Regions from separate parts of the Mus musculus genome. Here regions 2 and 3 are each linked to region 1. A link is a loop called in an ENCODE intact Hi-C map of the cell type or tissue named here. Cell type or tissue: heart. All regions are shown on one strand. Each heading gives the region's core, and the rest is flanking DNA. Links, peaks and the distances in the headings are about the cores only.

Region 1 (10,910 bases), core at 1,391-9,390:
CACAGCAGCTTCATAACAGGATGTTAAAACTTGGAGATGAAGAAGGATGAATCAACATTAATGCTCTCTTTTGCCAAAGAATTGCAATGGGCACATTGAGTAACAATAACTAAAATAAACAGCTAACAATTGATTACAGAAGCTTCCTCTACTTTCTGCAAAGCTATTTGTCTCTCACCAGTTAATTTGCATCCCCCTTGACAACATCCAACAAAGGCTTAAGTCCTCCTGTGGTGAGCTTAAGGCAAGGTCTTAGCCAATTAACTTCTCCTGGGAGCTTTTGAAAATAAATTGAAGTAAATAAATCATCTTTTCTTTCTTGAATTTTCTTTGCTACAACTTTTCTAGGATATAACTGAGGCCCCAAATATTGAAAAATATACTGCCTCTGAATCTTTTCTGGAGCAATAATTGCTCCCCAAAACTTTAAAGATCACTGTATAAGAGCAAAGGTTTGTAGTAAATTTCCCTTCAGAGGAATAAGCTAATAAAATACTCTCCATATAATAAACAATATACACTGAAAAATTCAAAGTCCTAGCTTCTTGTATTGAGGCAGAGACATTTTATGTATATTAAGGCTATTAGCCATTACTAGAGGCAAAACCTTTCAATGTATAAACTCACTAGAAGCATCCCTTTACAATTATTAGGATGCAAAGGAAAAAACAACCTTCCAAATCCATAATAATTCTATATGCGTAGGCAGTTCAGATTGTAATGTCTCTACAAGTTTTACAGCCTCATTGACCTTTCTTTTCTTTTTTTGTTTGATTTTTTTTTTGTTTTTTGTTTTTGTTTGTTTGTTTGTTTGTTTCCCGAGACAGGGTTTCTCTGTATAGCCCTGGCTGTCCTGAAACTCACTCTGTAGACCAGGCTGGCCTCGAACTCAGAAATTCGCCTGCCTCTGCCTCCCAAGTGCTGGGATTTAAGGTGTGTGCCACCACACCAGGCTACATTGACCTTTCTTAAATCTTAAGTTTAAACTTTATTTTGAACAGCACCTGGATAGGTCTGTAATAATGCTGTTTTGGCTTAAAAATAATTCCCCAGAGGCAAAGAGAGGCAAGGCCCCCAAAACTTCCCTAAGCAGGGTTTGCAAAAGAAGAGAAATGCCACATAAGCCTTGCTTAGGCTGCTCTGAGCTTTGCATTAACTCAAATGTAAATATTTCTTAATCTGAGCCTACTGCCTGAGTCCTGGCCCAAAGATTTCCCCTCCTGCAGTGAGGAAAGATTCCAGGGGAACAATCCTAATGTCTGTCTATGCATTTAATTTTTGGACAGTCTTTCCTAAGATGATTTATACTTAGAGCATTCCTTATAACCTTGGCACTGTGAGAGCATTACTTGTACTGTAGTTCCCTGCAAGGCAGCAACCATAGCTAGACTCTGATTGTATGAGGGTCCAATTTCTGTACAAGGACAACTATATCCGGTAAGTCTGTCTTTGCTTTGGATGGCCGCAGTGAGCTACATCAGTGTTCTCATAAGACAACTGTGTGAAAAAGGAGGAACCCCTGCTTGAGAATCTCCGAAATTCTACTAGCTGTTTGAGTAGCACATCCACAAACTCCTTGAAACAGTTCATCAGGAGCCTGTCTGATACCAAATACATTCTCACTGAGATCTCCTTTCCAACCTTGCGGGGATTAAATTTTACTTCAACCACGGTATCCAAGAAAGTTAGTGTAAAGCGGGCAGCGGGCCCATACTGGCCTCAGCTGGTTTTTAATTTTTATTACTTTTATAATCCTAATTACAAAATATGGGTGAGTTAAGAATCCTGAGCTTGTGATCAAACTACAAACTGCAGCCAATGGAACACTGGCAATTTAACCATAAATTTTAAGTTTCTTTTGCAATATTACAGCATAACCGTAACTTTTAGAAAGCAAAACCCAATTTTAAACAGTCCATCCTCTTTAAAATCAATATAAAAAGCATCACTTTTACCTTATAACGTTTGGCTCCCAATTCTTACATATGAATGCATGACAGTACATCTTTTAATGCTTCATTAAAGAGACATTGTTTTAAATTTTATCCATTTTAAGTCTAGTTTCTAGGATAAGAATTACATAAAATATTATCCCAATTTAGAAGTATCTTTAGAGGCCTGGTTTCCTGGTCTGGTTCATGCCACGTGTTGTTGTTTAAAATGATTCCAACCCCGAGTAACCATTTTAAAGCTAACTTTCTTGTTCCCAATGTTACACCTTTTTAATCATACCCAATAACTTATAAGCTAACAATACTCTATGACCAAGACATGCAGAGCATATTCACCCCTTTAAGACCAGTCAGAAACCAAATGAAGTGGTTGTAAATTTAGATCAAACAAAGAATTTTTAAAAAAGATTATTTATTATGTGTAAGTACACTGTAGCTGTCTTTAGACACTCCAGAAGAGGACTTTAGATCCCATTACAGATGGTTGTGAGGCACCCATGTAACCACATGGGAATTGAACTCAGAACCTCTGGAAGAGCAGTTGGTGCTCTTAACCACTGAGCCATCTCTCCAGCCCTAAACAAAGAGTTTTTACTTTTCTAGGTATAATTTCAAGAGAAAAGCACTTTGTCACTTGCTGAACCCAATAATCACAATTGCAGAGATTTTTCTAGGAAAAAACAGCTATCAGCTTATTTGCCTTAGAACATAAGAAGCTGCTGACCCCTCTTAAAAGCAGCTTTTCAGCAGGGCCTCTTCTGCTGTGCTTGACTCCTGGCTAAGGGTGAGGGGCAACTTAAATCAGCCTCCACAGTGCAGACTGAGACAGCGGAATCAAGAGATAAAGTTTTAACCATTTTTTCTTTTCAACATGAAACATAGAACAATAGTCATTCAGACAGCAAAACAAAAACAGACACAAATTGACACATGGACAGATTGGTGCACCAAGGACAGATAATACTGAGAGGGTAGGGGACCTGATGTAACCAGAACTAAGGACATCTCCTGATTTCCTTCTGTCCTTAGGAGAACTCTTGAAATCAATTTTCCTTCTCTCTTGATCTCTCTCTCTCATGTCACTTGTATATCTAGCATCTCCCTTTTTTGTTCTTGTTGTTGTTTTTTGTTTTGTTTTATTTTTTGAGACAGGGTTTCTCTGTATAGCCCTGGCTGTCCTGGAACTCACTCTGTAGACCAGACTGGCCTGGAACTCAGAAATCAGCCTGCCTTTACCTCCTAAGTGCTGGGATCAAAGGCATGCATCACCACTGCCCTGCTTGTTTTTGTTTTTTGCTCATTTTATTTTATTTTATTTTATTTATCTTATGTCTTACTCCTCCCACCTGATGCAGTACTTACTGCCTGTTTAGAATTTTCCAGTCCCATTTTCCACTGTCAACCCCTAGCTGATATCAGCGTTGGGCCGAAGCTGACTTAGTCTAGCCTGTATCCTTTTTGCACTCTTGCAATCAACAGCCTTCAAAAAATGAAATTTATAGCGCAAACAATTAATGCTGTATGTTGCTTACCACCATGCAGGATACCATCTTTTTCCATTTTCTGTGCTCCACTAAGACAGTGTCCCTCAGTTGGTCTTTCTATATTCAGGTCCCTCATTCGGGTGCCACCTGTAGCTGCCAGCCGCCATGGGTTTCTGGGTTCCTGAAAGGAAAGCTGGGGATGGATGGGAAGGACAGCAAGAGAAATAACAAGCCAAGACAAAAGTTCTCTGATCAAGGCTCAATGTTTTAATTCTAAGGTCTGAATATAAAGAGGGGAGATACTCTGCCAGTATCTTTTTTTTTTCTTTTTTTTTTTTTTTTTTTTTTTTGAGACAGGGTTTCTCTGTGTAACGCTGGCTGTCCTGGAACTCACTCTGTAGACCAGGCTGGCCTCGAACTCAGAAATCCGCCTGCCTCTGCCTCCCAAGTGCTGGGATTAAAGGCGTGCGCCACCACGCCCGGCTGCTCTGCCAGTATCTTATCGTTGCTGTCAGTTTGTCAGTATCTTGTCAGAAAGACAAGCTCAGCTGCTCAGCAGGTAGTGGCTTCTTGCAGGAAGCTGCAGATGTGACAGGACAATAAACTTCACCTAGGTCGGAAGACTCCACTCTAGGTGAGCTAGCAGACTGTGGCAAACAAGGTCTGAACTAGCCCCCTCAAGGCTGGGGGAAGGGCCCAGTCTCTGCAGTGGAAATAGCAACAAAGGAATAGAAATAGAGCCTGAGTGTGGTGGCACACATCTATAATTCCTGCATTAATGGGGGCAGAGGCAAGGCATACCTGTGTAAGTTTAAGGATAACCTGGTCTATATTGAGAGTTCCAGGAGCCAGGGCTACATGCCTTGTGTAAAACAAACAAACAAACAAACAAACAAACAAATAAGCCCACACAGCTGTAGTTATCTTTTCTCTTTTAAAAAAAGATGCCCCCAAACCAAAAACAGACAACAACAAAGCCAGCAAACATATTGGAGAAGAAATAGTCTCTTCAAAACAGCTAGTGAGGAAACTGGAGTCTGCCTGTAGACACTGGAGTCCGACTGTAGACACAGGGAACTACGTCTTTATTTCTCACCCGGTATAAAAGTCAAGTCAAAATGGATCAAAGATCTTGAGTAAAGCTTGAAACTTTGAAGCTAACAAGGTTGTGGGGAGGGAGGAGGAACAGGTCAAGATACAGGCAGAGGCAGGGACCTTCTGAACAAGGCTCCACTGGTGCAGGGAAGAATATCAAGAACTTTAGCGAGTGGTTTCCATGGAATTAAAAAGCCTCTGCACAACTCAGTTTTGCCACAGTTTGCCACAACTTTCTGCTGCTCTTTCTCTCCCGTTTCCCACTATGAAGAGAGGTGGCTTTGGAGATAACCAACTGAAAACTGCGCAGCGCTGCTGAGAACCGCATCCCTTACGGAAGGAAGCGTGGCAGCTCTGCTCCCCTGGGGAAGGAAGGGTTTCCCCAGCAAAAGTGTAAGACTTCTGCTCAGCTTTGCTCCAGGGAAGGTGTTGCAGCTCTACAACGTCACACAGCACAGCAAACCTCACATACATTTATTGGGAGGGAAAAGTCCTGGAGAGAGTCTGCCTCTGCTCCAGGGAGAAGCAGCTGCGAATCAAGCAGTAGGCATAGAAATTCTCAGGGGGCAAAGTTTTCCAGGGCAAAGATTTCCAGCGTAGGGATCGGTGGGATTTCAAGTCTTCAGCTCGAGGAGCTCGGGCTTGGTGAGTTTTCCTGCACAGAGACTGGTGTTATTTTTGTTGATGGTGGTGTTTTGTGTCCGTCTCCCCCCCCCCCCCCCCCCCTTTCCTACATCGAGCCCATGGGTGAGAACAGAAAGACTGCCAGGGCAGCAGGCAACTTTGCCTGAGGCACCATTCCCATGAAGTCACTCTGGGAAGCTAGAGAGGTGGTGCAGCCACCATGGCAGTTCCTGCAGTGGTTCTTCAAGGTGGCCACTGGCTGAGGCTGGAGAGGAGGTGCTGCAGCTGCTCCTGGGGAGGCACCTCACAGCACTAATCCACCCCCTTGCTGGCTGCAGCATTTTGAAGAGAAGGCCATGCACCTAGCGTGGGCAGCACAGTAGAGCTGGCCCTGGTGGTATGGGCGTGGCCTAAGGGCGTGAGGCTTGAGAACTGGCCCTGCCTTTAAGCAGCTGCAGCACTTGGGAGAGCGGGCCCTGTACCTTGCCTGGCCAGTACAGTAGAGCTGACCCTGGAGACAGGGGCTTGGGTGAGCCAGCCCAGAGTATGAGAGTAGTATGAGAGCAGGAGAGCTGGCTCTGACCTTTGACAGTTGCTGCATTGAGAGATCTAGCTGGGGCGGTGCAGAAGGGCTCCCCCTGGTGGTGGGTGGGCCAACCCAGCTACCACCAAGCCCAGATCTAGGGTTTTGAGATGACTCACCCCAGTATCTACCACATTTATGAACTGCTGGAGCATGTGATAGGACTGTTCCTGCGGATCCAAAGCTGCTGAATCTCCATGACACGGGGCAACAACAGGGTGTCATCAAATATCTTCCTCTATAGGAAAATGGACAAAACTGGAAATCACTATGTCAAAAGAAATAAGCAAATCTCAGAAAGACAAACACAACTTTTCCATTCACATACAGAACAAGGATTTTTTGGGGGTGGGGTGGGGGTGGGTTAGGGGTGGGGTTTCGAGACAGGGTTTCTCTGTGTAGCCCTGGCTGTCCTGGAACTCACTTTGTAGACTAGGCTGGCCTCGAACTCAGAAATCCACCTGCCTCTGCCTCCCGAGTGCTGGGATTAAAGGCGTGTGCCACCACGCCCGGCTGCATCTTATGATTTGAGACATGGTCTCTCACTGAATGCTCAGCGATTCCACTAAGCTGGCTGGCCATTGAGCTCCAAGGACTCACTAGTCTATGCTCCCAGTGCTGGGATTAAAGATGCATGAAACCACACCAGCTTTTACAAGGGTGCCTGGGCAATCTGAACTAAAGTTCCCATACTTAGGTGGCAGAATCCTATGTCTGTCTATGTAAATGCAAGCCTCCAACCAACCATGTGTGATAAACTAAGCCTTCCTGATTCAGAAAAAAAGAAGAAGGAATTAGGCCTCTTGCTAAAAGGTATGAATGACCTACCTTGGAAGAGGCTCCTCCAGCCTGTCTTTCATCTGACTCAAGAACCGCCCAGTATTTGGAACCACTTTTATCTCAAGCCAGAACTATCTAGTCAACTGCTTGTGAACTCCTGACTCAGATAGGTCATGTTTATTGTTCCAAGTGTTGTTTGTTTTGTTATCATTGAGAGGGTATCACTGCTGTCAGCATGGTCTAAAATTTCTGGGCTCAAGTCTGTCTCTGTTTGTCTCTGTCTCTGTCTGTCTCTGTCTGTACCCCCCCCCCAACCCCCACTGTGTGTGTGTGTGTGCCTTGACCTCACAAGTACTGGAATTACAGGTGTACACCACTGTACTAAGCTAAGCTGTTAAATTCTGAGGTTACTTGACCAACAATAAATGACTCATACTTAAAAACTAGCAAAGCATAATGAAAAAAAGAAACCTATACAACCCAAAGAGCTGAGCTATTAAATGATTGATTGTGGTTAAATCCCTTTCAAAATAGAAAACGCTAGGTCTGCATCAATGTTGAAGTCTACCTGCAATTTAAGGACAGGCAGAGTAAGCTGTTGTTTTTTTTCAGTAATTCCTTTGGCTCTTTTATGCTTTTTGAAACTTTTGTTTTATGTGATCATGATTTTGTTTTTTGTTTTGTTTTGTGCTGGGGACAAGGCCCCCAGGTGCCAATTATACATTTTGCTACCAAGTTGCACTGTAAGCCTAAATTGTCTTATTTGTCCTCCTAAGAACTGATTTGTTTTGTTTCTGCTATGTTAACAAGGCTGGCTGAGACTTCTTGGGCTCAAGTCATCAACCTATTCTAGCTTCCTGTGCAGCAGGGACTACAGTCAGGTCCTACATCTGGTTTGTTGAAGTTCTTGCACCTCTAGTTTCATGTCTTCTTCAACTCTGTCTTCAACTTCAAGTTCTGTCATCTCATAAACTCTGCTTCCCCTTCAGTCTCCTCTCCAGGGAGGACCAGTTCCCTGTTATAGCCTTTTAATGGATCTTTCTTATTCTAAATATTTTCTTCACAAACTCTCATTCCAGCTGTGCTTGCTCTGTTGTAAGATCCTAAGTCCAAGCTGGGCATAGCTGCACATACCTTAAGCCTAGCACTTGGGAGGCTGAAAATTGATTCTGAGGTCAGCCTGGCCTGTAGAGGGAGACCTTATCTAAAAGAAAAAAACAAAAAACAAAACAAAAAACAAAACAAAACAAAACAAAAACCCAACAGACAGTACTTGTGGTGCATGGTAATTGTTAGTTCTAGTATTTCTACTTTTTTGCTTTGGTTGAGACATGATCTTACTGTGTAGATAACCCTAAGCCTGGCCTTGAACCAACAAAGCAGCTATACTAGTCTTACCCTCATGTCCCTGCCAGAGCATACCAAGTGCTAGAACTCCAGGCATATACTGCCACGGCAGAATTCCACTTTGCTTTAAATAGAATTTCTTCATACACTAGTGCACATGCATGTGGACAGATATATCTGGTACATGTGGAGGTCAGAGGATAATGCAGACTTGGTTCTCTTTTGATCCTAAAGACTGAATTTAGCTCATTAGGTATTGTTACCTGATAGCCATCTCTCCATGTCCCACAGCTTCCTTCTTTTTTTTTCAATTCTTTGCCAAAATTTTTAGACAATTCTCTGAAAACCCTAGTATCTTTAGATCCTACAAATAATAATAGAATCTTGTTTTCACTCATGACTCTTTGTGAGGCTATTTTATTGAATGTCCTACAACATATCTGCAACACTTCTTACATTTGAAAGCCTCCTATATTATTGTTGTATAACAACATTCCATTAAGGTTAGTGTTTTAGCAAAACCTTGCTATCTTACAGGCTCTGCTTGGCTCGGTCCTCTGCTTCAAGGTCTATGCTTGACACGGTATTTGGCTGGACTCAGGTGGGACTACAGTGGGACAGGATCCACCTCCAAAACCGCATGGCTGCTGGCATCATTCTTACCAGCACAAGCACCACACTCCACTAACTCTTCTGGTCACATGAAGTTCGATATAATCATTAGGCAGCACCATTTAAGATGGGCCACACACAGAGGGACAGCTCCCAGCCACATGTCTGCATTTCCTTAGCAACGCCTCAGTTCTCTGAGGTAGTTAAGCAGGGATCGTAGCATCTTGTTCAGCTTCAGTTTGTCTAGACATTCTCAGAAGTGATACAGTCTAAACTACTTGGTCAATTTATTGCAAATTAAACTTATATTTTAATTTTAGTTGTATAGTTTATTGGCCTTGATACACATAATTTATAAGTAATGTGTTTCAGTATAATCTGATCTATTAAAGATTTACTTTGAATTTAGAAAAAAAAACCTTGAGTACAACTTTTCCCTATTACATTATACTGAGCACTTGAATTTAGGAGAATAAGAAAACTATGTTAGTGTGACTACATATGCCTATAATCCCAGCACGTGGAGGCAGAAGTAGGTAAACTGTTGTGGGTTCCAGTCAGGATAACACATAAGACCATGTATCAAAAGAACAAGACAAAAAAAACAAACAAAAAAACCAAACAAAAAAACCCAAAACAGCTGTTCTCCCGGTTCCTTCGAGCTCATCGTCTCTGCCGTCCTCTGACTTTTAATTTCCAGGACTTGCCTTCTGCCATGTCGTCTGAAGAAGGGAAGCTCTTCGTGGGAGGGCTCAACTTCAACACCCATGAACAGGCACTTGAAAACTACTTTAGCAGCTTTGGGCCTATCTCTGAGGTGGTTGTTGTCAAGGACCGGGAGACTCAAAGATCCTGGGGTTTTGGCTTCATCACCTTCACAAACCCAGAGCATGCCTCAGATGCGATGAGAGCCATGAATGGAGAGTCCCTGGATGGGCGCCAAATCCGAGTTGATCATGCAGGAAAGTCTGCCAGGGGATCCAGAGGGGGTGCCTTTGGTGGGCGTGGTCACAGTTACTCTAGAGGTGGTAGAGACCAGGGATATGGAAGTGGAAGATATGACAGTCAACCTGGAGAATATGGATATGGGTATGGGTGGTCTAGAGACTACAGTGGCAGCCAGGGTGGCTATGACTGCTACTCAGGAGGAAATTACAGAGACAATTATGACAACTGAGATGGGGCATGCACACAAATATACACAAGGAATAAGACTTCTGATCCAGGATCGTCCTTGCAAATTGCTGTATTTATAAAGATTTTTGGAGCTGCGCTGAAATGTCTGTTTTAGTACATCAAGTCCTATTTTTGAATTGAGCTCCCAAGGTAGTTTGTTAAAGAACTTTTAGAAAGCTCCATGTGTTGTTTAAACATTTTTTTCCCTTTTAAAAACAAATTTTAAGACATTTGTTACAGTCCCAATATTTTTCCTTTTATCAGAATTTTTGTTTAGGCACTCAGGATTATTGTTTCTGGCCAAAAGAAAAAAGTGGCCAGGCTAAATCAGTTTTTAAAGTTGTGTATTTAGGGACATTTTAAAACCTTGTAAACAATGCTTATCATGGCCAGAAAGTGATTTCTGAATGTACCTATGAGCAATCCGAGTCAAGATCATGATTACTTAGAGATGTTTTTTATTAAAGATCACCATTCTGGTATATAGAAGAGCTTCTTTAAATTGTTTGTGAATGTCATTTTTTAATACTGGAAGAAAAGTATTCTGTTGTGTCTGATGTGTTTAGGATGTCCTTTATGGAGCTAATTAAAAGATGAAACCTGAACACACACACACAAACAACAACAAAAAAAAAAAAAACAAAAAAAACCCCACCAAAACAGAACAAAAAAGAATTAAAAAAACCAAAACAACCAAACCAAGCCAAAACAAAACCCTAATTTATGTACTGAATATTTATGAGTAATTATGAACGTATGCTTTAGCATAAATTTATAAAATTACCTAGATCAGCTGGTATTTTGCTAATATCCATACATCAGTCTCTCTTTTTAAAAAAAAGATTTACTTATTTTATGTATGAGTACACTGTAGCTGTACAGATGGTTGTGAGCTTTCATGTGGTTGTTGGGAATTGAATTTTTAGGACCTCTGATCCCTCTGGTCAACCCAGCACGCTCTGGTAGGCCCTGCTTGCTCCTGTCCACTCTGCTCGCTCAGTCCCTGCTCGTTCTGGTCCAAAGATTTATTTATTATACGTAAGTACACTGTAGCAGTCTTCAGACGAACCAGAAGAGGGCATCAGATCTCATTATGGGTGGTTGTGAGCCACCATGTGGTTATGTGGTTGTGGAATTTGAACTCAGGACCTTTGGGAGAGCAGTCAGTGTTCTTACCTGCTGTGCCATCTCACCAGCCCTTCCTACATCAGTCTCTTAAGTGTTGAATATTCATACAAGTTCATTTTTCTCACAACT
Region 2 (10,910 bases), core at 1,484-9,483, 83 kb before region 1:
CTCTGTTATAACTTTTATCTTTTTCTGTGTTGTTTTATTTGTATTTGAGAGGCAACATGTGTGTAATATCACAAGAGTGACCCTTTGCTTAGCATACTTGAAGCCCTGGGTCCTAGCAAAGAGTAAGAATAGTTTGCACTGGGAGTCATAACTCATGTTTGTAATCCAGCATTTGGGACAGTGAGGCAGGAAAGTCACAATTTCTAGGCCACATAGACCCTATCTCAGAAAGAGAATGAGAGACAGACAGAGACAGGGGACCTCCCCCACCCACCCCCGCAAGCCAGGTATGGTAATATACAACTGTAATCCCAGCACTTGGGAGGTTGATACAAGAGGAGCCCACGAATTCAAGGCCAGCTTAGACTACAGAACAAGTTTGCTTCTCAAAAAAAACCTAAAAGAAGGGGAAGGTAGGGAGGCTTAAGAGATATCTCAGAGGTTAAGAACACCCGTCACAGCCGGGCGTGGTGGCACACGCCTTTATTCCCAGCACTCGGGAGGCAGAGGCAGGCAGATTTCTGAGTTCGATGCCAGCCTGGTCTACAAAGTGAGTTCCAGGACAGCCAGGGCTATACAGAGAAACCCTGTCTCGAAAACAAAAACAAAAACAAAAAGAGAAACCCTGTCTCGAAAAAGAAAAAACAAAAAACAAAAAAACACCTGTCACTCTTCCAGGGGACTCAGGTTCAGTTCCCTAACACAGGCAGTTTACAACCCCCTGGAACTGCTCTCCACAGCCGATGGCTTCTAGCGGGTGGGGAAGGATGACTCAGGTTTCTTTAAGGGGCTGGCCGCTGGGAGTTTGGCCATGCTCAAGCGAGTATATGGGCAACAAAACTGTTCCTTCCTCTTCTCTCCTCCTCCTCCTCCCTCTCTCCCCACCCTTGCTCCTTATTTTGTTTGAGGGAAAGGTCACAAGGGTGGAGAGACAGACTGGGAGTACTGCGAAGTGAGTGTGATCAGGATGCATGATAGAAATTACCAAATAATCAATAAAAATACTCTTTTGGGGGAAAAAAAGACTTTGAGTCGTTTCAAATTTGAAGAAACTACGAATAAGATAGTTACAAATACTCATCTATAAGTCTTGGTATAAAAATAAGTTTTAATTTCTCTTAGGCACAGGGCTGTATGATAAACTGATAGAATTTTTTTGTTTTTTTTTTAAGATTTATTTACTTATGATGTAAAACTGAAGGGTTTTTGCTCTCTTATTTTTTTCTAAAAGAGACTTATTTACTTTAATTTCTCTTAGGCCCAAGGCTATATGATAAACTGATGGGGGTATTTTGTTTTTTTAACATTTACTTACTTATTATATATGTTCTGCCTGAATGTATGCCAGAAGAAAGAACCAGACCTCATTATGGATGGTTGTGAGCCACCATGTGGTGGCTGGGAATTGAACTCAAGACCTATGGAAGAGCAATCAGTGCTCTTAACCTCTGAGCCATCTCTCCAGGTGATAAACTGACATTTCATAAGAAAAAGCCAGGCATTGTGCACATCCCTACAACACCGGCATTATAAGAGACTGAAGCTGGAGAAAAGATAGTTCTAAGTCAACCTGGGCTACAGAGTGAGACAACAGAGGAACAAGAAAGCAGCAAAGAGGTGGAAATATTTTACAATCTACAGTGACTCAGGAGACTCCCAGCTTTCCAGGAAACATTTGTTTGTTTGGGGGTTTTGGTTTTTTTATTCTTTTTGTTTTGTTGTTGTTTGTTTTGTTGTTTTAAGATGAGGTATTACAGAAGTCCTCCCTGATTTTAAATCCCATATGTAGCCAAGTATAGCCCCAAGTTCCTACTGCTCCTGCTCCCACCTCTCTAAAGCTGGGTGCTGGGCTCTCACTGGCTTTAGTTATTGTGTGTCTTTACTTATTTTATTTTGTTTTTTCCAGGCAGGGTTTCTCTATGAAGCCCGCTGTCCTGAAACCATTTCTCCAGTCCCTTATTTGGGTTATCATTTGGTGATCCATTAAGAGAAATATTGAGAAAACTTTAAATTACATATCACTTTTAACTGATGAATGTGAAATGCTTTACTGGTGATATACAAGGACAGGGCATGTTTTAATTATGTTCAGATCATTTCTAACACCAGGTAACAGGTTGAAAGAGGTCTGGCTATCTTGTGCATTGCTCTTTCACACTGTTGTAAACGCTTGGCTGTCCTTCAGCAGGTGTTTTTAATTTATTTTGACACATAACCAGAATTCTGGAAGGATTGCCCATGATGATCTTCCAAGATTCATATTTTTGTACACAAATTGTATAAACCTGACCAAGCCAGCTCAAGTCAGTCAACAGGTTCTCCAGGGCAAGAGCAAAGGTTAAAAAGAAAAATCAATTAGACAACATTGTAGCATGATCCCAGCCAGTTCTAAGGCTGAGGAGGGTTTATTTTCTCCCAGTCTGCTTTTACACCATTTTATTTACATGCAAGTAGTAAGGTCAAGGTTAAGGAACAAGCAAGACAATAAACACAAATAGTCAAGGAACTAGCAAGGCAATAAACAGAGTCCTGAGATTGCTGTTTCTAAGGGCTTCTCAAGATGACCAAGATATCTGAGCCTACTTCCCGGTCTTAGCCCAAAGTCACATTTTTGCCTGAAGCCTACTTCTTTGTTCTAGCCTAAAATCAGATTCCTTCCCGAGCCTACTTCCTTGTCCTGGCCCAAAGTCAAATTCCTACCAAGCAGTCCCAAAAAGCTCTCCACATTAACCTAAGGTGATGGTTCCCAGAAACCAGGGGTGGAAGGAGGGACACTGGATGTGTGACAAAATTCCATAGCCACCATCAGATAGAATACAGTGCTTCTAACTGGGACCTTGTAGACTTCTAGAAGCATGGTATCCATTGTAATTATCTAAAAAGGTAAAAAGGATGCTATTACCGCCACTGTGACTTCAGACCTTCAGGTTCGGGTTTTGGGTTTGTCTGTTTGTTTGTTTTAGTTTTCCGAGACAGAGCTTCTCTGTATAGCCCTGGCTGTCCTGGAACTCACTTTGTAGACCAGACTGGCCTCAAACTCAGAAAACCGCCTGCCTCTGCCTCCCGAATGCTGGGATTAAAGGCGTGCGCCACCACCACCACCGGGGCAGTAACAAATTCTTAAAGTAAGGTCATCAGGTCATCAGACCTTAGCGGAATCCTGTTCTTTCTTTCTTTCTTTCTTTCTTTCTTTCTTTCTTTCTTTCTTTCTTTCTTTCTTCCTTCCTTCCTTCCTTCCTTCCTTCCTTTTCTTTCTTCCTTCCTTCCTCTTTCTTTCTTTCTTTCTTTCTTTCTTTCTTCTTTCTTTCTTTCTTTCTTCCTTCCTTCCTTCCTTCCTTCCTTCCTTTTCTTTCTTCCTTCCTTCCTCTTTCTTTCTTTCTTTCTTTCTTTCTTCTTTCTTTCTTTCTTTCTTTCTTTCTTCCTTCCTTTCTTCTTCTTTCTCTTCTTTCTTTCTTTCTTTCTTTCTTTCTTTCTTCCTTCCTTCCTTCCTTCCTTCCTTCCTTTTCTTTCTTCCTTCCTTCCTCTTTCTTTCTTTCTTTCTTTCTTTCTTTCTTTCTTCTTTCTTTCTTTCTTTCTTCCTTCCTTCCTTCCTTCCTTCCTTCCTTCCTTTTCTTTCTTCCTTCCTTCCTCTTTCTTTCTTTCTTTCTTTCTTTCTTTCTTTCTTCTTTCTTTCTTTCTTTCTTTCTTTCTTCCTTCCTTTCTTCTTCTTTCTCTTCTTTCTTTCTTTCTTTCTTTCTTTCTTTTCTTTTTCTTTCCAAAGTACTTTCAAGAAGTCTATAAAAATCAAGATTATTTTCATAATAATATTTAAACTTGCATTTTTTTAGAAAACTTTTTCAACATTTATTTAAGTTTTAGATATGTTGAAGAGATGCTATTGGTTGCTCCTGAATTTTTCAAATGTTTGATTTTTTAGTTTCTCCAAGTACATGGTGACCTGTTTAGAGGAAGGAATTATATATTTAAAGTAGATGCTGCAATTGTAGAAATGGCTTAGTAGTTAAGAGCACTGGCTGATCTTCAAAAGGACCCAGGTTCAATTCTCAGTATCCACGTGGTAGCTTACAACTCCTGTTCCAGGGAACCTAATGCATTCTTCTGAACTTTGCAGGCACCAGGCATGCAAATGGTACAGAGACATAACACAGGCTAAACACCTATACACATAAAATTCTTTTTTGTTTTTGTTTTTTGGGGAGAGGGGGAGACAGGGGGGAGAGAGGGGGGAGAGAGAGGGGGCAGAGAGAGGGGGCAGAGAGGGAGAGGGGGAGGGAGAGGGAGAGGGAGAGGGAGAGGGAGAGGGAAAGAGGAGAGGGACCTAACTAGTTTCATCCATCCATCCTTTCTTACCAACAGATAACACATCACCAACTAATATTAGCAAGACATTTGGTACAAGAAAAAGAGCTTAATGTACTAGCTCAATGTGCTAAAGATTTTATATATAGTAACTCATTTCATTCTGGTAACTGTGAAATGTACTTTTCATAGAAAATAATCTTAGATACATTCTCAACTTCATCAGCTCTCTACTCCTTTAAAAATAATAAAAAGAGAAATCATCCTATTGAGGGCAATCTTGTATTTAAGTACTGGATCCTGACCCCTCAAGATTGGGGAGCTGTGCCCTGAATGGTGGTAGATACCTTTAATCCCAGCACTGACGCAGAGGCAGGCAGTTCTCTGTGAGTTTGGGGCCATCCTAGCTATGGACTTGTAGCAAAGCCTTGTCTCAATATAAACACGCAAACAAACAAACAAACAAGATTGTAAATGCATCCAATATTTTCTTTGTCTTTAAGAATTTTTAAAATGTGTATCTGTGGTTTGCCTGCATGTATGCTTGTGCACCGCACGCATGCAGTGCCTTCAGAGGCCAGAGGAGGACATCAGATCCCCTACAACTGCAGTTAGAGATGGTTGTTAGCCATCCTTATGGACTGAAGACAGGTCCTCTGGAAGAACAGCGTGATCTTAATGGCCTGGCCAAGACCTTTTCTTTGTTTTAAAAGAACATACTTTTTTCTTATTTTAAATTTTTATTTGATTTATTATTTTCTGTGTGGGGAAGGTTGGAAGATAAACTTCAGGAATCAGTTCTCTCCTTTGTGGGTTTCAGGGTATCTTGTATCTTGCCTGCTTTTTTTTTTTTTTTTTTTTTTTTAAGACAGGGAGATAGGGTCTATGTAGTCTTGACTGGTCTAGAACTCTCTACATGAACTAGACTGGCTTTGGAACTCACAGAGATTCACCTGTCATTGTCTCTTCAGCATATCTTATAAGTGTTAAGTCACCATCACCTCCACTCCTGTGTTTTAAACACTTTCTATTCTCTACATTTTATTATTAGACATGCTCTTGTCTCTTTATATCTTGATGATGGTGATGGTGGCAATGGTATTAGGAATGCAGTTCAGTAGTCGCTTGCCAGGCATGCACAAAGCCCTGGGCTCAAATAAAATACGACTATTAATGGCAATAATAAAGTCATTCGAGCTTACTAGGCATTGGTCACCTTAAGTCTTCTTTTCATAATTATAATTATTTTTAAAATTTGCTGCTATGTGCCTACTTCCATTTTTTCCCCACAATCCACAACTTCTGTTTTCAGAATAACAAGTTTCATAGTGTTTCCTACGTTTGACACCACAACCATATTCTCTGTTCATTGTGTAGCCCTGGCTGGTCTGGAACTCACTTTGTAAACCAGGCCATCCTCAAACTCACAGAGATCCTCCTGAATGAGGAACTAAAATGTACACTACCCATGCCGGCAATATTCTTTCTTTTCAAATCTCTTTTGACGTTTCTTCTTGCTTCACTGACATCCGTAAGTGCTAAGAAACTCGAAGCCTCAGAAAACGAGGACGGGAAGATTAAAGCCGAGCATTCGACTGGAGAAGGACGCAGAGGTGGGTGTAGACCGCTACTTTCTGAGGCGTGGGTGGACACGGGCCTGGTGTCCCATATTGCCTTCAACTCTCTCCCCATCCCTTGCAGGTCTATAGATACTCAAGACAAAGCTGGCGTTCCCGGGCTTGGTGGAGGCTGGTTTGTGATCGCCGATGAAGACCGCTTCTTCCGATGGCGCCCACGCGGACCAAAAAAACCACTCTGGTCCTCGTCGGAACCAGGGAGCCCGGCAGAGGTTGCAGCTCGGCGCCCGGCAGAGGGCGTGCATGCGTGTCGGTACTTCCGGCACTGCGGGGAGGGACCGCGAGGACCAGCTAGAGGCATACGAGTGCTTTCCTGGAGCGTCTGGGTTCCACGGGCGGCGATCCCCGCGAGGCTCGTGGGATCCCCTCGCTGAGTCCTAAATAGTCTGTCCCCGACCCTCCACCCCACCCCCACCCTGCACCGCTGGGGAGTTTCGGGTTAGGTAGACTTCCCTGCAGCTCCCGTGCTGTGAAGCCCCAGGAGCCCAAACTTTAAAATACAGAGAAAACGATGAAGAAGTTAAAGCTTAAGGAACTAGAGAGTCGCCTGCAAGAAGTGGATGGATTCGAAAAGCCCAAGTTACTTCTAGAACAGTATCCCACCAGGCCGCACATTGCAGGTAGGGCGGCTGGTTCATCGTGCCCTCTTGGGGCTTGATCCTGTCCAGTTCATGATGAAAATAAGTAGCGATTTGGATATAAGGAAGTTCTGGAGACATACCATACCTTTAGACAAAGTAGTTTTCTGACACTGCAGCGTAGACACTCCGAACCCAACCACTCATTTTACTGTTTTTTCTGAGTGTCCATTAGCATTATCAGACAGCTTGTTTGTTTGTTTGTTTGTTTGTTTCTCTCAACACACTGTAAATTCTCAGGAGCAAGGAATTTGTTAGTCTTTTCGGTGTCTAGAGAGTCATGTACTAGTTAGGAGCTCATTAAACATTTGCTTAATACAGATAACTTCGTACTGAAGTCAAGGACATGTATTTCCCGTGTTACGTATTTCTGCCCTAGAGACAAATACTAGAAATCGAGTTTCAGGTTGTGGACAGTTGAGGAAGCGTTTCTTCACAAATGACCTCTTGCTTGGTGCCAGAGATTGATACTGAGAATGTAGGAGAGAATAGAGCAGAATCCATTCATATGTAACACCCTTAGCAGAGTAGCAGGGAAGACTTGGTAAAGTTCTTTTGGTTGGGAGTACCTGCAAGAGGGAATCTCTTTCAGTTCCAAAATGGCTGTGTGTAAGCTGCCAATGTAATCTCCATGGGTTTTCATTCTAAAATAGTGTCATATCACCAATCAGATTTGCAATGAACTGTGTTCAGATTAAGACTAGTCTGCTATGTATTTAGCGTGTGTATGTTCGTGTGTCTTGTGTGTATGGAGGGTAGAGGTCAACATAGGGTGTTTTTCTCAGTTGCTCTCCATACGTTTGAGCCAGGGTCTTACTGTATTTAGAGCTTACCCATTCACCTAAACTGGCTGACCAGCAAGCCTCAGAGATCCTTCTGTCCTGTGTTCCTAGCACTGGGTTTATAATCATGAACACCTGACCTTTTACATGGCTGCTGGGTATATGAGCTCAGGTTCTAATGCTTTCTGGGTAAGTACAGTACACACTGAGCCAGCTACTACCACACAAGTCCCTGGTTTTCTCATTGTGACTTTTTACAGCTTCTGGTTGTAAGGTTTGTAATGAAACCTAATTTTCTTTTAAAGATTTATTTATTTATTGTATGTAAGTATGCTGTAGCTGTCTTCAGACACTCCAGAAGAGGGCGCCAGATCTCGTTATGGATGGTTGTGAGCCACCATGTGGTTTCTGGGAATTGAACTCAGGACCTTAAGAGCAGTCAGTGCTCTTAACCACTGAGCCATCTCTCCGGCCCCAAAACCTAATTTTTAAAAGATTAAAAGTAGAGGCCAGGTATGCTGGAACATTCCTTTAATTCCTGCACTTGGGAGGCAGAGGCAGGTAGATCATTGTGAATTCAAGACCAGCCTGGACCATATAGCCAGGCCAACTAGGGTTATATAACCAGACACTGTCTCAAAATAAACAAGCAAACAAATACATACATACATAATCAGTTCTTTCATACCTAGTTTCTAATGTGCACGACATGAGTTTCAAAGTACCTGCAACAGTAATTAACTATCCCAGAGTTGGTTTAAAAATGAGATTTATTAACCGGGTGTGGTGGCGCACACCTTTAATCCCAGCACTCGGGAGGCAGAGGCAGGCGGATTTCTGAGTTCGAGGCCAGCCTCCTGGTCTACAAAGTGAGTTCCAGGACAGCCAGGGCTATACAAAGAAATCCTGTCTTGAAAAACCAAAAAAAAAAAAAAAAAAAAGAGAGAGAGAGATTTATTATTTTATGTGTATGTGTTTTTCCTGCATGTGTATATATGTGTGTACCACATATGTGCTTGGTGCCTGTGGAGTTCAGAAGGGGGTATTGTTTCCCCTGGGTTACAGGTGTTTGTGAACCAACATGTGGATGCTAGGAATCACATCCAGGCCCTCTGCTCCTAACCCAGTGAGCTAACTCTCCAGCCCTATAGGATTTTTGTTTGCTGTTTTTTTTTGTTTTTTTTTTTAAAGATTTATTATCATACTTAAGTACACTGTAACTGTCTTCAGACACACCAAAAGAGGGCATCAGATCTCATTACTGGTGGTTGTGAGCCACCATGTGGTTGCTGGGATTTGAACTCAGGACCTTTGGAAGAGCAGGCAGTGCTCTTACCCGCTAAGCCATCTCAGTGGTTGTTATAAATAAATGTTCTGGATTCTCAGACATTAGTGATGGCTATGAGTCTTTCTTGTTCAGATATGCACAAAGAAAACTTGCTGGTGTTATTCCATGTTTAAGAAAATGTGTATATGAGAGTCTTGTTTTTGAGAACTATGTGATCTCAGCTACTTCTGCTCTAATTATTTGTTCTGTTATCAGGTCTCTGTTGTAGATTATGAATATGTGTATTTATTGATAGTACGTCTAAGTTTGGGTTGGGAGATGGCTCAGCAGTTAGGAGCAGCAGCTGCTATTCCAGAGGACCTGGGGTCAATTCCCAGCACCCACAGTGGTCTGTAACTCCAATCCCTGGAGGTATCTTATACCCTCTTCTGGCCTCTGAGGGCACCAGACACATGGTATACATCCATGCAGGCAAAACATAAAAATAATAATACATATAAAATAAAATTGAAAAAGATTATCTCTAAGTCTATATCATGGATGTAGAAGTCTGTGATACCTGTATGATGATGACAAACATTGCAAATAAATTCTGTGTCCTTTTGTTAGTGTTCTCTGTCCAGTTGTTTATTATTTATTGCACAAGTCTCAGCCTTCAATCAGCGGTCCGAGGAAAACTTGTAGGATTGGTTATTTTACTTCCATTATATGGGTCCTGGAGATTGAACTTGGGTTGTTAGGTTTGGCATTGAGCACTTTTTCTTCTTGAGAGCCATGCTGCTAGCCCCAGATCAGTAAAACTTCAAAAGTTTTGGAGATATGATAGAGTTGCTTAGCTTATATTCTGGCTTAGAATGACAGACTTATTTAATAGTTAATAAAATTTAATCTCTCATAAAAATATCTCAACATCAAAGGGAACACTGCATCTATGTATCTTTGTAGACCACATGTTTTGGACAGTTTTGTTACTCTTGAAATTGTCAACAGAAACTGGACATAGCCCCATATTATTTGGCAACCACTGGTGTACATTATTTTCCTTTGTGGTGCCTCTTCCTAAATACCAATTATTACATTGTATCTTTAAAAAAATAAACTGGAGGCCCCTAATGAAGGAGCTAGAGAAAGTACCCAAGGAGCTAAAGGGGTCTGCAACCCTATAGGTGGAACAATAATATGGACTAACCAGTAACCCCCCAGAACTGTGTCTCTAGTTGCATATGTAGCAGAGGATGGCCTAGTCGGCCATCAATGGGAGGAGAAGTCACTGGTATTGCGAAAATCATATGCCCCAGTACAGGCGAACACCAGGGCCAGGCAGCAGGAGTGGGTGGCTTGGGGAGCAGGGCGGGGGGAGAGGGTATAGGGGGCTTTGGGGATAGCATTTGAAATATAAATGAAGAAACTATCTAATAAAAAAAAATGCCTTAAAAAAAAACTTGAGGGCTGGCGAGATGGCTCAGTGGTTAAGAGCGCCAACTGCTCTTCCGAAGGTCCAGAGTTCAAATCCCAGCAACCACATGGTGGCTCACAACCATCCGTAACGAAATCTGATGCCCTCTTCTGGAGTATCTGAGGACAGCTACAGTGTACTTACATATAATGAATAAATAAATAAATCTAAAAAAAAAAAAACTGGAAAAGAAATAATCTGGCGCTACTGCAGATTACTTTAGAGCCCACTGCATAAGATCCTAATAGGAAGCTTCCTAACGTATGCCCTAATGCTCTTCTGTTTGGTTTTAGCATGCATGCTTTATACAATCCATAACACATACGATGACATTGAAAACAAAGCGGTTGCAGATCTAGGATGTGGCTGTGGAGTACTTAGCATCGGAGCGGCAATGCTAGGAGCAGGGTGAGTGGTCGTGTTTTACTATTTGGATGTGGAGTGGCTTCAGTCAATGTATATATAGGATCAACTGCACTCTATTCATGGGACTTTGAGGGTAGGGTGAGGGGAAACAATAATTTGATACGGAGTACATTTTGAATAGGCTGAAGACCAAAAACTACATATAAGAAAGAAATCAAAGTTTTGTTAATAGCAATTATCCCCTTATACCTGCCATGCTAGAAAGTCATGCAATTGAAAACATCATTCAATCTTATTTTGTTAATTGGGTTGAAAAATGCATGGTAAAATAACTACTATTGTTCTTTTTTTTACTAGGAACCTGTTCTCTTTTTTATTTTCTATTTATAGGTTGTGTGTTGGATTTGACATAGATGAAGATGCACTGGAAATATTTAATAAGAA
Region 3 (10,910 bases), core at 2,047-10,046, 150 kb before region 1:
ACAAACCTACCTTACAGTCTATGAAAATTCTTATTCACGTATACCCGAATTATGAGAATCTGAGGAATGCCTATGCCCTAGAAGCTGGAAATGAAACAATACGTAATGTATCTCAAGAATGAGTACATTGTTGGGTGGTGGTGGTGCACGCCTTTAATCCCAGCACTTGGGAGGCAGAGGGAGGCGGATTTCTGAGTTCGAGGCAAGCCTGGTCTACAAAGTGAGTTCCAGGACAGCCAGGGCTACACAGAGAAACCCTGTCTCAAAAAAAAAAAAAGTACATTATCTCAGGGATGAGGGGAAGGGGTGTAAAATGAGCATCACTAACCCAGCAAAACCAGTTGTACTGTAACAGGCTGCACACATGAGAACCTGAGTTTGGCTCCTATATCCCAGATAAAAGCCAGGAGCAGTAGTGCACTCTCATAACTGCAGCCCTGGGGGACAGAGACAGCAGATCCCAGGAGGCTCTCTAGGCAATAAAACAACCAGGTCTAAGCTCAGTAAATGGATACTATCTCAAAAGTAAGATGGAGGGCTGGAGAGATAGCTCAGTGGTCAAGAGCACGGACTACTCTTCCAAAGGTCCTGAGTTCAAATCCCAGGAACCACATGGTGACTCACAACCATCTGTAATGAGATCTGATGCCCTCTTCTGGTGTGTCTGAAGTCAGCTACAGTGTACTTACATATAATAAATAAATAAATCTTTTTAAGAAAAAAAAAAGTAAGATGGAGAGATGACTAAGGAAAACAGATATGCCTGTGTCAGATATGCAGGCACGCGCGTGCACACACATACACACACACACACACACATATACACACAGGAGGGGTGGGAGGGACGGGAACTAAAATGGTAAATAGAAGGAATGTGTAAATCAAAGAATTAAATAGGAAAATAGAAAAATATTGTTTAGAAACAGATTAGGGAATGTGATTTTATTGGATTGTATAAAGTAGTTATCAATAAAGTACTCAGACCTACATAGCTAATGACATATTATTCTTTCATAGACAAAGTTAAAGTCAGTGTGTACCTATGCGTTCCTCTGCACTGGTAACCTGAGTCAAGATAACAAGACTGTGGGGATCAGATGTCGGCAGCAACTCTACCACTCTTTAGGGAATGCCAAACTCCCTGGGTAACAAAGACTGTGACTGCTGAGAAATTTTCTCTAAACAAAAGAAACAAACTACTCAGAATTAGGATCTGTAAATTTCAGGCCAGCCTGTTCTATATTTTGAAACCCTGTCTGGAAAGGAAGGATGGAAGGGAGGGGGGAGAGAGGGAGGGTATCAGAAGGGAAGGGAGGGGAGGAGAGAAGAGAAAAGGGAGGGATGCAGACAGAGAGAAGAAATTAGGAGCAAAAACATCAATTTTGCATCTTTAGATTTCTTTTTCTTTTTCCTTTCTCTTTTGATTTTGTTTGGTTATTCTTTGAGACAGAATCTCACTATGTAGACCAGGCTGAACTCAAACTCACAGAGATCTATCTGCCTGTCTCAGCTTCCTGAGTTATGGGATAAAAGGTGTGCGCAACCATGCCTGGCATGTTTCAATTTTTCAACATGAACTATTCAATTTACTTACCCAACAAATAACGACTAGGTGAATGTCTACTAGAAGAGAGCCGCCATAGATTCTGAGGATGAGAAAGAAGCAAGCCAGGCGGTGGTGGCACACACCTTTAGTCCCAGCACTCAGTGGGCAGAGGCAGGCAGATCTGAGTTCCAGGACAGCCTGGTCTACAGAGTAAGTTTCAGGGCAGCTAGGACCATACAGAGACACTGTCTCAGAAAAAGGAAGGGAGGGAGGGAGGAAGGGAGGGAGGGAGGGAGGGAGGGAGGGAGGCAGGCAGGCAGGCAGGCAGGCAGGCAAAAAGAAAAAATATAGAAGGAAAAACATCTTCCCTCAAGGAACAAAGAAGTAAATAAACACCTACAATCAAACGAAGTGGCACAAAAGAACAGAAAATATGAAAAAGGAAGTGGCCAAGTAAACAGAAAAAGGGGACCTCCAAGTGCCTCCTTCAGGATTCTAGACAAAGGCAGAGATGTGATGGCCCTCTGGGCCTCTGAGCTAAGTCTGGATTTGTTGTTTTAGGGAATTTTGTTTTGTTTGTAGAAAGTTTCTTTGTTTTTTAAGTACAGTCTATGATGCGTGCTAACGTGAACATTCATTCATTCTAGTATTTAAAAATCCTGGTGGAAAGAAAGTTTCAGGTCCACCTAACAACTATAAACCCACATTAACAGCTATTTGAATATTATCTGAATAAAGACTTTCTCAAGAGCACTATTTTTCCTGTAACCGGTGTTTTACAATATTGTTGCATATAAGTAAAGTTCATTTTACTCCATTCTCAACTGTCAAGGTGAGCAATATTTTCACCCTTTGTATAGAAATCCATCCCCTGATATCATGCTCTTTGTTTTATATCTGTGATTCCTCTACTCATTCCAAAGCAGAGCGACATAAAGTCAAGTTTCAAACCTGACTGATCAAAGAGCAACTAGGTTTTTCTTTTTTTAATTTAGTAATCATATTTCATGATAGTTACTTTATCAGGTCAATAGCAAAGTTTGCTTTGTTTCTTGAACAGAGATCTCACTGTACAGCCCAGGCTGGCCTTGAACTCAAGAACTTCCTGGAGTTGCTGGGATTACAAGATGACATACTTCATCTAGCTTAATAACAAAATTTTATAAAGATCCTGAGAAAATAATCTAGTTTTTTTTAACCTTTATTAAATTATTTTATTTATTTACATTCCAAAAGTTGCCCCTTTTCCTGGTCCCTTCTTCGCAAGTTCTTCGCACACACCCCACCTAGAGAGGGTGCTTCACCTGCCCACCCCACCTCATCCCCAGCAGCACCCCTCTTCCCTGGGGCATCAAGTTTTCACAGGATTAAGAGCATCCTCTGCCATCAAGGCCATACAAGGCAGACCTCTGCTACCCATGTGTCCAGGGCAACCAACTAGCCCGTGTATGTGTCTAAACTGTTAAATGACCATATCATGTGTTATAACTAAAACGTCTCTACAGAAACCCCAATTACTCTGTAATGACACTAGTCAGCGTGTTAGACTCACAATGCTGTGTATCTGTCCATTGCAGACTGCACGTCTCGGCGGTAAACGGTTCGAAGAATGACCATGACAGGATCAAACTCCTGATCCCAGACTTCAGCTATCAGACAAAAGAAAGCAGAAATAGAAATCTGTCTTCTTAGGAATAAAACCAATCTTAAATTATTTGTTGTACTATTGAGAACATTTAAATTAAAAAATTGGAAGTTAAACTTATTCAATTTGCCTTAGAAAGACCTGGATGCTGTGGTCACTTTTACTCAGTTAAAAAAAGAAAATGTTCTCTTAGGTTCTTCAAGCCTCCACAAACAAAAGTTTCATAACAGAAAACAATGCCTCACTATAAAGTTTAGATCATTGCTATTGGGTTTAAAGATATTTTTTTCTTATTTTCTTGGTAAGTAGGGTACATATTAGAAAGAAAAAGAGTACCTTTAAAATGATTCAATTGTAAAATTACAAAACCTAAATTTAAAATGTACTAGTCAGCTGATTTTCCGGGCCACTTTATAAATGGTTGCTTTCTACTTCTCAACTAAAAGTTAATCATGATTCCCCTTCCTTCTGTACAATTATGAGTTACAATCCTATTACTGTATATATACAATTGGTTAAATAGAGGATAGTTTTAAATATTAAGTTTCTATACATCATTTTCTTTTAGTATTTATACAATTATTTTCAACATGTAATTTTAAGATTTAATATATATGATAAATATAAAATTTATAACCTCATTAATAATCATGTTAGGTTGAAGTGACATTTTAAAAAATTAACCCACTGGGAAAAAATCTGCAAAATCCTAAGTATGAAATATTACAGATGATAACTTAGATGGAACAGATATCTAAAAGGGGGCCTGAAGGGCTGGAAAGATTGCTCAGCAGTTAAAAACACAGGCTGCTCCTCTAGAGAGCCCTGGGTTCAATACCCAGCACCCACTTGATGCTCACTCAGTTACTATAACTCTAGTTCCAGAAGATCTGAGGTCCTCTTCTGACTTCCAAAGGGACCTGACATACATGTGGCACACATCTAGCACACATATATGGCAAGTATATATACATGGTAGGCAAATACTCATAAAATTCTTATAATAATTTTAAAATATGTCCCATGTGGTGGCTCATGAGACAGAAACAAAAGATCTATGTGGGTTTGAGGCCAATGAAGTCTACATAGGAAGTTCCAGGCCAGGGTTACATAGTAAGATTCTGCCTCAGAAAATAATTGGTCAGCTCTGAAATCACAATACAGGTAACACTCAACAGACTAAACAATTTGTATTTATATATTCATGTGTGACTAAAAAGAGGGAATGGAGAGAGGAAAAGTAATTATATTTTAATTTCAAAATGTTTTAAGTGGAAAATAAAATACTAAAAGATGACCTGAGGATAATTTTAGAGCCAGTATCTCTTTCCCTAGGTTAATTTTTTGTTCTGAGACTGAAGAAATGGCTTAGAGAGCACTGCTAAAGAGCACTGCTCTCCAGAAGGACCCGGGTTCAATTCCCAGCACCCACATGTGAACTCACAACTGTGTGTAACTCCAAGATCTGACACCCTTATACAAACATACATGAAGCCACAACACTAATGCACACAAAAATAAAAAAATAATAAAATTTTTAAAGTATTTTTTCTGTTCTCACTCCCTCTAGCAAAATCCTTACCATTTACGAACACAGAACACAGCTTATGCTTGTTTTAGCTTCCAGCACAGGAAACTATTGACTACAGACCTAGTCTGCCTTGAACTTTACTGTGCACAGCAACCATCTACAGAGCTTGTTTATCAAGCAGTTCCCAGACTTAACCTAATCTGGTGATGCTGAGAGCAGCGAGGCTGAGGCACTGGCTAGTGGGCAAGCCTACTGGTGAGGCTGCAGTACTTCATTAAGCCTCACACCACACAGGAACACCAATCCATTCAAGTTCATCTAGATTTCAGGAACAGCCTGTTCTGTACATAATACAGATGTACTCCCCTTTCTCTTTAATGGTGTACATTACACCCAGAGAGTGTATTATTCCTAATTAAAAATGTCACTGGAAATAATACTTTTCTTCTATCCTTTGCCAAAAACAGTATATAACTTCAAAACACATACTGGACTTTCATTTAGAAAATAAGGTAGAGGACCAAGCAACATGCACAAATTTTATTCAACCCCTTCAAAAACTTAAGTTTCTGTCAATCAAAATCTCACCAATTTCTCACTCTTGTCAGTAAAATCATCTATAAATATAGGAGAAAAACCTTAGAAAAGCAACCATACAAGAGAAGGCTTCTGTGTCTTTAAACACAGCTGTAAGTGCTACTGGCATCCTAACAGACTTTAAACTATCTCAGAATAAAATTTAGACAGTGGGCTGGGCGTGGTGGGAAATGCCATTCATCCTAGCACTTGGGAGACAGAGTAGGTAGATCTCTTTGAGTGGGAGGTCAGTTTGGTAGACACAAGTTTCAGGACAGCCAAGGTTACATAGTAAGATCTTGTCTTTGAAAAAACAATACAATGAATGAATAAATGAGAAAGAGAGTGACAAAGACAGAGAGGAGGGAAGAAGGGAAGAGAGGAGGGAGGGAGGCAAGAAAGAAGGGTTGGAGGGAGGGAGGGAGGGAGGGAGGGAGGGAGGGAACTTTCTAACTGAATTAAGAAAGATAATATTGTTTTAAAATTTATGATTCATTTATGGTTAGTGGTCACTTACAGAAATGAATTAGAGTTTCTAAAGTTGTTTTTGTAATTTAGTAATTTAAGAAGGCCATAGTGTAACATAAATACTTTCTGTTGTTGTTGTTTGAGACAAGTTATCTTAATTACATGGCCCTGACTGTCCTGGAACTAGCTAGACTGGGCTGGCCTTGAACTCATAGACCAGCATCTACTTGCTAAATAGAATTAATACTAAGAAAAACATAAATTTATAAGAAATTTGGCAGAAGCCAGGCGATGGTGGCGCACGCCTTTAATCCTAGCACTTGGGAGGCAAAGGCAGGCGGATTTCTGAGTTCAAGGCCAGCCTGGTCTACAGAGTGCGTTCCATGACAGCCAGGGCTATACAGAGAAACCCTGTCTCGAAAAAAGCAAAAAAAAAAAAAAAAAAAAAAAGAAAGAAAGAAAGAAAAGAAATTTGGCAGAAGAATGCCAAAACTGGATTAATACAAGATAACTATTAAAGGGGGAAAGTCAGGGAAGGACTTGGTTTTAAAGTACAAGGACCGAAGTTCCACCCAAGAGCCACATAAAAAAGAAAGGCATGGTGGCCTGTACATATAATTCCAGAGCTGAGGAGGTGTGGACAGGCAAATCCCTGGGGCTGTCTGGCCACAGTTAGCCTATTGAGTAAGCTCCAGTTTCAGGGAGAGACCCTGCTGCAAAGGACAAGGTGATGACACCCGAGGAACGAAGGCAGATCCAGGGTGACCTCTGGCTTCACCCACACCCGCACCTACACACACACACTAATAAATAAATGTACAAAGAACAAAAACAAAGTATTTTCTTTGTGAAACTACAGGCAAGAATACATTTCTGTATAGAGACATACCTTTGGGAGTGTACATGCCTTGTTGCATAGAGCCTCCAGGTTCAAAAATGGGAGCCCTAAAGTCCGCTACAGCAGATAAAACTGATTCAAAGCTATAACTTCCAGGAATAATGCCACTTTTGGGGTTGGGATTTTCTGGGATATAATGTATGTGTCAAGAAAACAAACAATATTAATGACTAGCACCAGCATCAACGTCTACAAATTACTCAGTTCAAATTCATTTTACCAAAATAGAAAATGACTGGCTGTAATGTATAATGTTGGCCACAAGAGGGTGACATAACAGTTCAGTATGAACCTTATTGTGGTTTTAAATATATGAGCCAAATAAATTATATGATGAGGTGGCCCTAAGTATACTTTCCCCAAAATAAATTGATCGAATTCCATTAAATGAAAGGAAAACAATTTCCATTATGTCCATTTTCATCACTGTATAAATATACTGTACCCTTGTTCAGAAAACCAGAAAGAATATACAAAAACCCAGCACAGATGTGTAGGAGTAAAGACTACTTTTCTAAAAGCAAAATTTCTAAAAGCAAATAAAAACAAGTGGGTTCACACAAAGGGAAAGCACCAAGCCACAAATACTCTGTCCTAGTTCATATTAAGGCATGTAATTCTTAAACTAAATCAAATTTTAGAAAATGTTTTTGCTAGCTGTTTGAAGAAATAGTCAAAGGAGGCTGAGGATGGGTTTAACCCGTATCACTGCGATGCGGTTGGGGCTTGCTACCACGCAGTACTGAACTGATGCTACAAAATCTTCAAGTCGTTAAGAAAACAAATATTTTCTAAATGATACCGACATACTAAATTTTGTTAGATATTTTCACCATACACTAACACTAAGATTTTAAGGTTTCATTACCTTGCCACTATGATCAGCCTATAATGGCAGTATTTGGCAGGCAGAAGCAGGAGGATTAAGCCAAGTTCAAGGCCGGTCCACACTGTAAGTTCCAGACCAAGCAGGGCTATACAGCGAGATCCTACCTCAAAAATGTCTGCATAAAAAAAAAATTAATGTATTTAAGGGGGCGGGGCTGGATAGATAGTCCAGTGGGTAAAAGCAGTGACAGCTCTTGCAGAAGACCTAAGTTTGGTTCCCAATACCCACACAGTGATTCATAACCATCAAATCCAGTTCCAGGGGTTACAACGCCTTCTTCTAACCTCTGCCAGGACCAGGCATGTATGTGGTGCACATAACATGCATGCATACAAATACCCATACATGTAAAATAAATACTTTTTTAATTTTTAAAAAAAAAACTACTACTGAATATTCAGCTCTATCTCAGGGACCATACCTCCAGTAGGTAGAGGATAATCCATAAACTTGAAAATTCTTTAAGACTGAGTCTAACAAAAATTTTGGGAATATTTAAACCCCTAATAGTGGTAATTATAAAGACTCTAAGCTCTATGTACTCCAGCCTCGCTACATAAGGAAAAATGACAGGGGTCCCATTTACAAAATGCCCAGCTTCCTCTCCCTAATGCTGCTATGAGAGGCGCAGGTCCTATGTGTCCAGAACGGTCAACCCTGAAGTCTAAGAAAATCTTCCTGAGAGACAGTGAGAGACGGCCAAGCACACAACCTGCCCTGAACACATCCCTCAGCAAACAACTTATCCTACACATTTGCAAGTTGAAAAAAATATCTTTTAAATTGAGATATTTTTAATCTACAAACGTAATTAACACAAGCACAAAATGACACTTTGAAAGGATATGAGGTCAAGCAAAGAGCTATGTGTCCTGTCGTTCATACACAGCTGGGCCACCATCTCTGCCCTGAGAATGTCATCGTCAGACATCCCTAAAATTATAAAAACACAATTAACCTGGAGAGAGACATTATAAAGAAATCACCACATGTTTTATTAAGATGTTCTACAAAATGTGAAGTGTCTTAAGAGTGAAAACCGCGAATTGACAGCAGAGTCTCTGCCTTTATACTGTAGCTCCTGTAAGCAAAGGATTTTCTGAAGACTATTCTAAACCTAAAACTATTAGTTGTACGTGTCAAGATTTTAAAAATACATTCAAACACCGGGCAGTGGTGGCGCATGCCTTAAATCCCAGCACTCGGGAGGCAGAGGCAGGAGGATTTCTGAGTTCAAGGCCAGCCTGGTCTACAGAGTGAGTTCCAGGACAGCCAGGGCTACACAGAGAAACCCTGTCTCGAAAACAACAACAACAAAAGTACACTCAAATATATCCACATCCTTTTTCTTTTTCAATAAACAAGGTACTAGCAGGGGGCTGGGGGGAAGAGAAAGAAACAGTACTAATGACAGTATTTATTAGTAGATTACCTAGGTGTAAACGAAGACTCAAAAGAATCACGAGGAACGTGAGAGCACCCTCTAGCATCGACCGCTCGTGCTCCACATCGAGCACCATGTTGTGGTGCTGTGAAGCCATGGTCAGTAAGTCCACCACCTTAAATCTACAAGAGGGGATAGCGCAAATACATTTTTAGAAAATAAAGCAAAACTGAGTTAAATTCCATATACTTCCTACCTGTCTGTCTTAATAAGCATACACTTACCTTTCAAAGACAGATGATATAAAGTAGTCTGGGTCAAGTCTAGAAGCACAGACCTTTAAAAGACACAAGCAAAGTTTTATCTCTCACATTCAGCTTTGCTTTGTATTAGTCTTGCTTTTAGATTTTTCTGTATCTTCTTCTACTTCCACAAGCCATGAGCCACACAAAAAGAAAGACTCAAAGACTAGTAAAAGATATTAATAATAACTGTGGAGAGTGAATTCCAAATAATAGAAAACTTACTTAGGAACAAAGCCCCACACAAGCATCCACCCACTTTACCTAACTGCCACACAATTATAGCATTTCCCCAGCCCTTAATGAATCTAAGGCTGAGCATAGCACAATGAGGTACAGCCCCTATGCCACAAAGCCTGACAGAACTATTTAGAGTTCTTCCTCTGTTCTCTCTTGCCTTTCCTACAGAAACTCTCAAAACGAGTGTTAGCCGGGTGCTAGCCGGGGCTTTCTCCTGGCTCCTGTTTCTGCTTCCTGACTAAAATTTGACTAAAACCATATGGCCGTGGCCCATATGCTACAGCACCCTTCCCCTGGGAAATAGAAGTACTACATTCTTTCTCGTGAGCTGACGTCTCCCATGCCCACTGTCACCTCTGAAATTAAGATACCATGCACACCGAGACACTCCCAAAGCGCAGCAGCTGGCTCACCTGTAGTAAGTAAATGTCTGGGTCAATCATGGAGTTACAGAAATGAGACTGGACATAGGTCATGGCTTGTCCTTTGATTTGCAGACCATTTCTTACCCACATGTTACTGTGAATTTCAGCAAGACTAGCCTAATGAAAAGATGAATTAGAAAATATATCATCTAAATTCAATAAAATCATATTGTATTAAGCAATCATTTAAATATTTTTACTTAATCATAATATGAGCTAAGCATTCTGCTCAGCATTAGATACTCAATTTAAATATACTTGTTTGTTTGTTTGTTTGTTTGAGTAACTTCTTGCTTTTCCAGTGCCCCAGTTCCTTAATATCCACTTGGATGGAGGCTTGTATTTTATTTAACAAATGCCTAGACCTTAATCTAGGCTTGTTCCCAGACTAGCTTGTAACTCAATTATCCCATCTATGTCCTGCTACATGGCTGGTTATCTCTCCTCGGTTTTATATGCCCGACTTCCTCTGAGTCTGGATGGCAAATCTTTTTTTTTTTTTTTTTTTGTTTTTTGTTTGGTTTTTCAAAACAGGGTTTCTCTGTATAACCCTGGCTGTCCTGGAACTCAAACTCAGAAATCTGCCTGCCTCTGCCTCCCAAATGCTGGGATTAAAGGCGTGCACCACCACTGCCCAGCTAAATATACATTTTTTTGCTTTTGTTTTTAGGACAGGGCCTCAATATGGAGAGATAGAGATAGATCCTAGACTGATGACAAAAACCACTATGCACCTCAAATTGGCCTCTGTACCACTAATATAGGTTTATGTTTAAAAAAATATCCAAACTAATGACTATATTTCATATAGGTCTCTTCTTCAAAGTGTATAAAGGAGCTAGTTTTCCACTATGGCTTCTGGATATATTTATAAAAACTTCAATGAAATCTTTTTGGAAAATGCAGTGCTTCCTTTTCATTCTATTTTTCCTTCAATCCCAGCCCTACCAAAAACAAAAACCATACATAATGTTTAAAAGAAGTGAGCATAAAGCAAGTCTAATTG

The links. A loop is a pair of places that touch in the nucleus more often than their neighbours do. Peaks named below come from ENCODE experiments on the same cell type or tissue, not always from the same donor. Only the 100,000 strongest peaks of a DNase experiment are listed, where the experiment ranks them.
Region 2: a loop joins it to region 1, with 2.6 times the contacts of the local background. A loop is called at or near these places in 5 of 42 quality-filtered maps.
Region 3: it touches region 1 in a loop (7-fold over the local background); 5 of 42 quality-filtered maps call a loop at or near these places.

What each region holds. Positions count from the first base shown.
Region 1 is chr2:69,797,895-69,808,804 of GRCm38, reverse strand. Gm39841 (a long non-coding RNA gene) reads right to left here and starts at 6,667. Exons shown (of 3, transcript XR_866401.3): 1 at 6,567-6,667; 2 at 5,858-5,976; 3 at 3,803-5,186. It also overlaps the pseudogene Gm13624. In heart, for the core only: a CTCF peak has its summit at 5,793 (motif pointing left); a DNase peak (open chromatin) is centred at 5,734; H3K4me3 peaks cover 510 bases.
Region 2 is chr2:69,880,895-69,891,804 of GRCm38, reverse strand. It overlaps Mettl5 (methyltransferase like 5), which reads left to right and starts at 6,190. Exons shown (of 7, transcript NM_029280.4): 1 at 6,190-6,556; 2 at 10,394-10,508; 3 at 10,857-10,910. The coding sequence starts at 6,448. In heart, for the core only: CTCF peaks have their summits at 6,160 (motif pointing right) and 7,711 (motif pointing right); a DNase peak (open chromatin) is centred at 6,174; H3K4me3 peaks cover 1,970 bases; H3K27ac peaks cover 1,342 bases.
Region 3 is chr2:69,951,852-69,962,761 of GRCm38, reverse strand. It overlaps Ubr3 (ubiquitin protein ligase E3 component n-recognin 3), which reads right to left. Exons shown (of 39, transcript NM_177783.6): 14 at 9,893-10,021; 15 at 9,222-9,274; 16 at 8,986-9,119; 17 at 8,401-8,486; 18 at 6,656-6,797; 19 at 3,099-3,195. Among named protein-coding and RNA genes, the nearest start is that of Ubr3, 60 kb to the right of the region's middle. In heart, for the core only: a CTCF peak has its summit at 6,917 (motif pointing right); no DNase peak of the experiment used is centred there.